Linked DNA regions of Homo sapiens: regions 1 and 2 are each linked to region 3. Evidence: chromatin contacts called from ENCODE Hi-C data. All regions are on one chromosome and are shown on one strand. Each heading gives the region's core, a stretch centred on a gene start or an enhancer-like site at or near the end of the contact. The rest is flanking DNA. Distances are from core to core; before and after follow the strand shown. Region 1 overlaps ASMER1 (adipocyte associated metabolic related lncRNA 1). Region 2 has its middle 220 kb from the start of USP25. Region 3 overlaps C21orf91-OT1 (C21orf91 overlapping transcript 1).

Region 1 (2,700 bases), core at 3-2,502, 2.9 Mb after region 3:
ATCTCAGGGAGTTTTCCTAAGCATGCTGATTGGATTGGGTTAGTATTCGGTCAATGGCTTTTCCATACTTTTAAAGTTTGCCATCATTACTTCAAGAAAGTGAGTCTTGTCACTATCATTAAATACTTATTTGGAGCTCTGTAGCTATTTATTTCACTTCTTGTTTGAGCTTTAACACTGTGAAGATCTCAGATATTTTCCATTCATTATTCATATGAGGTTCATTGGATATATTCATCCATTTCTTTATTTTCTCTGCATCTGATATGGTTTGGTTTTGTCCCCACCCAAATCTCATATTAAATTCCCACGTGTTGTGGTGGGTCGGGGGGACCTGGTGGGAGGTCTTTCCCATGCTGTTCTCATGATAGTAAATAAGTCTCACGAGATCCGATGGTTTTATAAGAGGAAGTTTCCCTGCCCAAGCATTTTTTTTTTTTTGCCTGTGCCATCCATATGAGACATGCCTATCACCTTCCACCATGATTGTGAGGCTTCCCCAGCCAAGTGGAACTGTAAGTCCACTAAACCTCTTTCTTTTGTAAATTGCCCAGTCTCAGATATGTCTTTATCAGCAGCAAAACGGACTAATACAGCATCCTCTACCATTTTCAGCAAACTCCTTTTTATTCTGTAGTACTTTATATCTCTGATTTAAATCACATTTGCTGTTCTTGAATTCCTGTTTGAGCAAAACAAATAAACAAACATAAATGGCGTAGAATTAGTTGAAGAAATTGCCTTAAGGTAAGGCTCCAAATCTGACTATTTTAAAATATCTTAGGTTTATCTCTTTTAGATATGCCAATCTCAGGGCAGAGGTAGGTGAGGAAAGAGCTTATATGACTGCCCCTTCTCTGAGATTCAAAAAACGAGAAAATAAATTCTGTTGTTCAATTCTAAGACAAGTGGAAAAGATCAAAGACTTTATTACAGTTTTTTTATTTTTATTGAGCAGATTCACTTGGAACTTTGGCTTGCATGTGGAATGTTTACCTTTTAATAAGTGATCTGTTTAAATGTGGATCAGAGAACAAGGGTTTCTGTTTTACAGTTCAACTTTTGACCTTGGGGGATGAATGGGTGGAGGCTAAGAGGAAAAGTCCACTGTGTTTCTGCTGAACTTTTTACCCTTAAGAAAAAAATGAGCAAGTTTAAAGTTCACACAGTGCACAAGAGGTCTCCGCTGGGGATTTCTCGTATTATTAACTTCCTGACCTCAGATAATTAAAAAGGAAGAGCAGAGCCACCTCAGACTGTGACTCAACTTTGAACTTTTAACCTCCCAAGTAAAGTATTTAAATTGTAAATGGTAGACCCTGGAAGCTTTCTTATTGCTATTAAATTCCTTCATCCTTGGTCACAAAGTTATAATCTAGGCCAAAAGCATAGCCTGATCTTTCCTTTTTATTTACTTAACCTCTTTTAACAGAAAGGACTGAGAACACTATTTACCTAGAAATGACAGGTATTCTGGTGAAAGAAGTTAAGCTTAAAGGGTCACTGAATTTTGGAGCTGGAAGCAACCATAGATTATCTGTCCACTTCCCTCAGTGTGGAAAGAGAATACTGAGAACCAATTGGTTGAGTGACTTCCTTAAGGTCAGATAGTTAACAGGAGAACAAAAGAGCATCTCTAATTCATTAGCTGTATTTGTTTCAGTAGAAGAAGGATTAAAGCACGATTGGGGTTAAGGAATATTTCCCTATATTGCATAAGGGTCTAGAGGATCTGTGGCTTCTTTTTCTTTTTTTACATTAAAATTCATGAAGTAAAAAAAATCACTAGATAGGGATCAGGAGATCTGGGTCCTAAGTAGTGGCCCCTTCGCCCTTATTTATTGTGGAACCTTAGGAACTCATTTAACTTTTCCAAGCTGTGATTTGCTTTGTTGTAAAATGAAATACAGTTGGGAGGAGGTAATAAGCATCTGAGACCCCTTTCTGTTATAACGTATTTTGGTTCAATGGTATTCTTGCCTTAAGAATTCTCACTGCAATTTATGTTTAAACCTGAGCAGATATACAATTATAGGCAACATCTGTTTTTTTTTCTTTTTTTTTTTTTTAATACAAGATAAGGCTAGATGGCTGTGGTTTTAGGGTAATTGGTTATATCATGCTGAGCTTGACATCGATGGTAAGGTTCTCCTTATGTTAAAACAAAAATCCCAAAGGAAGCTGGGAATATAATGTAAGGAGGAGTGAGGGACAGAAAAAGGAAGAACAAAAGAAGCCAGACAAAGAAGAAGGAAGAAGAAGGGATGATCAGGAGAAAAGGCATCAGAAAGGAGGGTGACGGGGATGGTGGCCCCTCAGTTGGATAGGGACTCAGTCAAAGCTTGTCATACTGACAAAGCCAATGAGGACATTGTGAATCTGCCAGAGTCACATGCTGTTAATACCAAGGCTTGGATAGGCAGCTCCCACTGGCACTGGTACAACACACAGCATGCGGGACAGCCAGTGATCGGTGGGGCCCACTCTTCCCTCCTGCTGTTTGCTAACACCTTTATTGCCTCCAGTTAGTTACTCACACCACTCTCATTCCCATCTGTCGAGGAGCGTTCCCTTCCAACATTCTGTCCTCCTTCTCATATACGAGAAAAAGACCCTCCCAGTGTGACTGCAAACTGCAGAATGATACTGAGCTCTGAAATCAGGCAAGTTTGGAGTGGGGTTAGCAGTGATTTTCTTGTT
Region 2 (2,700 bases), core at 29-2,528, 2.3 Mb after region 3:
AAAGTAACTAAATTAAACTAACATTGACTCTGAGTGTCCTGAGACATTTAAAACAATGTATACGTTTAGGAAAGGATTATTGTTGTGACAATCGTAGTAAATGTGATGGTTTTGGAACTGAATAGTTTCATTGCTCTGGGGCTATCTTTGATAACTCAAGTAAAGAGAATAATATTTGCTGAAAAGTTATAGATAGGAATTTAGTGTCTATGAGAGTTGAGGGAGAGGTAGGAGCCGATTAATAGCATTAGTTTGAGTGGCATAGCCAGGATATTTGAAACATCCTCCTCAGAGTTCTTTTAATACTCTTCAGGCCTGACCTGAACACACAGTACTTGTCCATCTGCAAAAATGCAGATTGTTAATCTTTGCCGAACCCTTTCCAGTTACTGAAGAGAAACGTCCAAAAAGTATAGTGATGCCCCAATTATTTAAACAGATTGAAAATGATTTTGGAATTTAGACTTCCTAATATAATTATTTAAAATGTTAAAACAGATTATAATGTCATAGATAGACTATCAATCACTGTCACGGTCATTATGTTTAAAAAATCCTTATTGTGATAGAGAAGTATAATTAAGTGTTTACAGGTAAAACGTTCCAGTGATTGAGACTTGCTTTAAACATCGGTGTTTGGGGAATACATGAAATGAAACTGTCAAGATATTGGCACATGGGGCTCATTACTTATTGTCTCTACTTTTGAGTAGGTTGGACAAATTCCATAATAAAAATGTGAGGAAGTCAACGGTGATGATATGGATACTAGCACATTTGGGTTCTAGATAGAATGGAAACATTAACTAGTGGATAATCTCACAAGAGATGAATTATTTTGGTATATTGTGCTGTTTACATTTATGAAATAGGGAAATAGCAGCTAAAATGCCTTTCATAAGATCTCAGAGAGTTAGGTGGAGGACGCTGTCTTTCCCAGTGTTGATCAATACGTGTTGAGCAGCCTTACGTGTTGACAGAAGAGTGGACCCTGATCCTGCTAATGTAAATAAAGTCCATTGCAGTCCAGGGAGGAAAATATTCACACAAACAGATAATTACAATACAATGTCATAAATGCAAAGGAAGGCCATAGCATGTTTGAAGTGGTGATAACCACAGGAGCAATAGCATGAAGAACAGGAAATACATGCACTGCTGAAAAAGAAACAAGCAGTTGAGTGTTGCTAGAGTTTCAAGCGTAAGGTAGGAGGAAATGAGAATGATGGAGGCGGGGCAGGCAGAGATCTTTATTCTGCAGATGGTTCAGATAACATCAGAGTCAGGGAAGACAGAAGTCTGTGGCAGTCAACCAGGCGAGAGATGATGAGGACTTGAACTAGATTCAGATTAGTTTGAGTGGAACTTTCATGGGGAGAAGAGTAGGAAGGAAAGAGGATCTCAGATTAGGGTATTTTTGTAATAGTGGGTTACAACAGCATGTTAAGCGTTCCCTGCTTCTCTCTTCCTCCCCTCTCACATCCCCTTTTTTACCCTTTTCTTGTCCCTCTCTTACCTTTCTCTTTCTTTTGTTGCATCTTGGGCAAATATTTAATTAAAACAATTTTAAAAATAGTAATATATGCTAATGGAACAGAACTCAAAATACAAAAGACACATAATTTAAAATGTCTGTCTTCCTTTTCCCTTGCTTCTCAGCTGCCCAGTTCTCCTCCTTCAGTGGAACCAGCTATTGTTCCTTCCAAGGTTCTTGTGTATTGCTTCAAAGGTACTGCATGCACTTGCAATCACACATAACACACTTGCAAAGACTTTCAAAAATAACTTTCATGGAGACTTTGTGTACATACTTGACAAGTTAATTAGCATGCTAGCTGCACTAGATTAAAATTCTATTAATTAATTTGATGGGTCATTTGATTATATAGCTCTAAAAGGAAGCGCGGGCTTTTTCTTGAAGACAACAATGAACTCATCAAGGATATTCACATGAATAATCTTTGGAAAATGAAAAATATTAAATTAAACTATCTGAGCCCATCTTTTTCTAATGGATCTGAAGACTGTTAATCTAATATCTATCCAGAGTATCGATTAATCTTCATAAAACCTCAGTGAATACTCTTTTTTACTGTTAAAAAAATCTGCTCATGCAACAACATATTACCCTGCTGAAAGGTCTCTATCCTAACTGAGCAATAATTGAGACTCTAAATAAATTTGTTTTAGTTTTTTAAAAAATCAAAGAAAAATCCTTAACCTTTCTTCAGTGGTAGGTTGTGGCACATTCACATAGTGAAGCATTCCAGCTTTTATTTTCACCTTATGTACACTGCAGTGAAACTCTTACTGCAATAATTCACGGAAGAGCAGAATATATGATGCTTTCATAAATAAGTATTAGTGCATTAGTCTTGTCCCAGTCCAAGCCAGATTTTCCTGGCTGCTTATTTCCCCAGGTGGCCAGAATAATACAATCCCTGATATAAAAACTCAACGGCTTCAGATACATATCTGATCAGAAGTAACACTTTCATAATGTTTTTGCATTTCTGTTGGCGAAATATGGTGTAGTGTTTATATAACAGCCATAATAAAATAGCCACATGCATGATTAGAACAACTGTGTCTTAATATGTGGTTGTATTTTACTTTATAAAAAGGATTCCTTAGTAAGCACTTGCTCAAGGAGTAAGTCCTTCAAATACAGAAAAATTTAGACTAAAAATAATGATTATG
Region 3 (2,821 bases), core at 321-2,820:
CCTATAGAGACAATGGAGCACCTCCCTTGCTTAAAAGAAAATGCAGAGGGAGTTGAGCTAGTGACATGCAAAACCACATTTCCTTTGCTGCCTCCATCTCTTCTCATCTTCATACCTGTGTCAATAAAGTATGGGGAAATAGACTCACATCTTGCAGGACTACACTGCTTTTCATCAAAGTACGGAAGAAATTTCTATCCCAGATGGACACAGATTAGTCTCATCTCAGATGACAAAGTGAACCAGCATGTGGGATATATAAATATCATAGGAAAGTACTAAAAATGTAGAGCTAGAGGGACCTTCAGGAGTCTTGCAGCTTTTATTTGATTTGATTTGGTTTGGTTTGGTTTTAGCAGAGGTCTTTGTTTTAAAAAAAATCCTTCAAGAATTACAAAATGTGAAATGTATAGGAAATAGAGCTGCTGCTGTTCTGCTCGAAAGACAATGGAGATTATTCGACCGAAGTCCCCATTGTATCCCTCTCAGTGACAATCCCCTAGTTTCTCAAACCTTCTATCATGAGCCTCTGAGGCAGCTATGAGAGACCAGCAGGCCCCTGGTTACCTGCAAAGCACCTTTTACAAACTGCTTGTCTACTCTAATACCTTTAGGTGGCCTAAGTCAGTTAAGAAACTTCCAAACGTTCTATACCTTGTTAGCCACAGAGGCAAAGACAAGCACCAAATCTCGATTCCATTTCCAAAGCTCCCATGACCTGATACCACTTCTTATTTTTATTACACAAGATCTTCTTTCTAATGGAATAGTAAGCTATTTCTCCACAGTCTGCTGGACCACAGAAACAGCCAGGAGAGGACTACACAGTTGGAAAAGAATAGGCAGCACAAGTTTTCTAGGGAATCCAGAAGTAGCTTAGATGTCTTCATCCTGAAAGTCAACCAGAATAGACTATGGGAAGAGTAATAGCAGTAGAACTTGCATAACAAATGCTGCTTTACATCAAAAAGCCAGTTTCAGCAAAATTTGTTTATAGGAAATTTCAAAGCTTACACACGTCTATTGTGATTACCTGGTTGGAGGTGGGGGAAATCGCTTACCCTGCTGCTCCTCACTAGATCTTCAAACTAAAGCAGCTCAAGTTATATATTGTAGTCATATGTTCAAGGGCCTGTGGGTACTGTGTGGCTAGGATTTTCTGGTCAACAGAAGAAAATCACAGCAATGTGTACAAAAGCCCCCAGATGTCCCTTATCATATTAGCATCTCTTGTGCAGAAATATATTTTTTGGCACCATATCCTGGAACCAAAGAGAAGGCTAAGGTAAATGGAATAGCAGATGAGCTCATAAGAAGCCAAATTCCAATCTCATACCTGAACGAATTTGAAATGGAAGCTCACTTAGATACAAAGAATTTTAGAACAAGATCTGAAACTCAGTTAAGTAGCCCTCTTAGTCATTACCACTAACTTGGTGCTCATTACAAGTAAAAGGAGGACTTATCCAATTACCAGTGCTTGGTTTCCTGTTGCGCTAATGAACAGGAAAACAGACTACCGCTACGAAAGAATTCATGCCTCTGAGCAGCCAGCGGCTTAGCCACATGTCTGGGTATGCCGAATTGTTCTGATCAGTCAACTTAGGTAAACTCTCATTACTGGTAGATGCCAGAAATAGCACCAGCAAAATCCCCTAAGAAAACCCCAAAATGAAGTTTATGCTATTCCTTCCTCTTTCCTTTGGAACAATTCCATCCTAGAACTATCAGGTGCAACAAGCAAGGTTAGGGTTAGTCCTCATTCACAGGGGCATAGTGAGGTGTGTTTGAGCTGGAGCAAACCAGGAGGGCCTAGCATGGGGTGGGTGGGGAGGTCTGATGCAGGCTATCAGATCTAGAGTGGGAGGAGGAGGGCACCCATGGGGGCAGTGGGGAGCAGGAGATTGGGGGTGGGGTGCCAGAGCCTCAGTGGGCAGAGGAAACATCAGCAGGGGGAAAGGTTATTAAACAAAAATGAGGCAGATGTCTCAATTAGTAGAGGTTTATTAAGCCAAAGTTTGAGGACGACCCAGGAAAAACACAAGTCACAGGAGCATCTGTAACCTGGGCTTTCCGAAGAGGGTTTGGGGAACTCATTACTTAAGGGGAAAAAGCAAGCAGTGGGGGAAAGGGAAGGAGGGTAGGCAGTGAAACAAATAGTTACATCCTTGTGAGGCTGTAACTAGCACTAAAGGAATCTATGTTTTACATAAAAGAAGGTGAACACTTGAAAAGAGAAAGGAAAGAGACAATTATGCATCCATCTCAAGAGTAGGCGCAGGAGTGGTTCGTGTCTTGTACTTGTTCTGTACCTTGGAAGATAAGCTCGTAATTGACATGGTCAGGGTGAGATTTAACAGAACTCGGTTTTAGGAGTTAAACTTAGGTGGCAGGACCAAGGTTACAATTGGCATGTGTTGCTTTTATAGGGGAATATGTATCCTGAAAGATTTTGGAGCTAACAAGGAATTTCCTTGAGAGCAATCTGTGAAGGGGGCCATCTGGGGATGTATATGGCCTTTTGCCGTGTTGGGAACCTGGCTTACATACAATGTTATGACATAGGATTGTGAAATGACAGCTATCTGTTTCAGGAAGAAGGAAGGCAATATTTGCATGACTCAGTTCCCAGGCTTAACTTTCCTTTTGGCGTAGTGAGTTTGAGGTCCCAAGATTCTGATTTCTTTTACAGGGACAAAGTGGCAACACAGGGTTGGTTATATAGGAAGGAATTTAAATAAGTAAATATATTAAGAAATTGAGCAGTTCGGTTTCTCATTCCTCAAAGAGTTACAAATATGAAAGAAGAGAACCAGAATGA

Evidence for each region. Hi-C counts contacts between places; a loop is a spot of excess contacts on that map. Pooled maps may share reads with other maps.
Region 1: a loop to region 3 is called in a map with no recorded cell type, with 19 times the contacts of the local background. The contact joins two enhancer-like sites. A Hi-C loop is called at or near these places in 9 of 37 single-sample maps with no recorded cell type and 4 of 50 pooled maps.
Region 2: a loop to region 3 is called in a map of tibial artery, with 25 times the contacts of the local background. The contact joins two enhancer-like sites. A Hi-C loop is called at or near these places in 1 of 168 maps with a recorded cell type or tissue (tibial artery) and 3 of 50 pooled maps.

The regions. Positions count from the first base shown.
Region 1 is chr21:14,876,428-14,879,127 of GRCh38, reverse strand. All of the region lies in intron 1 of ASMER1 (adipocyte associated metabolic related lncRNA 1), which reads left to right. Among named protein-coding and RNA genes, the nearest start is that of ASMER1, 41 kb to the left of the region's middle. RefSeq lists an enhancer at 1,009-1,078. Within about 2 kb of position 1,252, at least 4 of the 41 ENCODE cell types and tissues checked have a DNase peak (open chromatin) inside an H3K27ac peak, as active enhancers do.
Region 2 is chr21:15,512,894-15,515,593 of GRCh38, reverse strand. No RefSeq gene overlaps it. Among named protein-coding and RNA genes, the nearest start is that of USP25, 220 kb to the left of the region's middle. Within about 2 kb of position 1,278, at least 6 of the 41 ENCODE cell types and tissues checked have a DNase peak (open chromatin) inside an H3K27ac peak, as active enhancers do.
Region 3 is chr21:17,779,445-17,782,265 of GRCh38, reverse strand. The region is part of intron 3 of C21orf91-OT1 (C21orf91 overlapping transcript 1); the gene reads left to right. The region is part of intron 2 of LOC124900465 (a long non-coding RNA gene); the gene reads right to left. Among named protein-coding and RNA genes, the nearest start is that of C21orf91-OT1, 12 kb to the left of the region's middle. RefSeq lists an enhancer at 1,580-1,799. Within about 2 kb of position 1,570, at least 5 of the 41 ENCODE cell types and tissues checked have a DNase peak (open chromatin) inside an H3K27ac peak, as active enhancers do.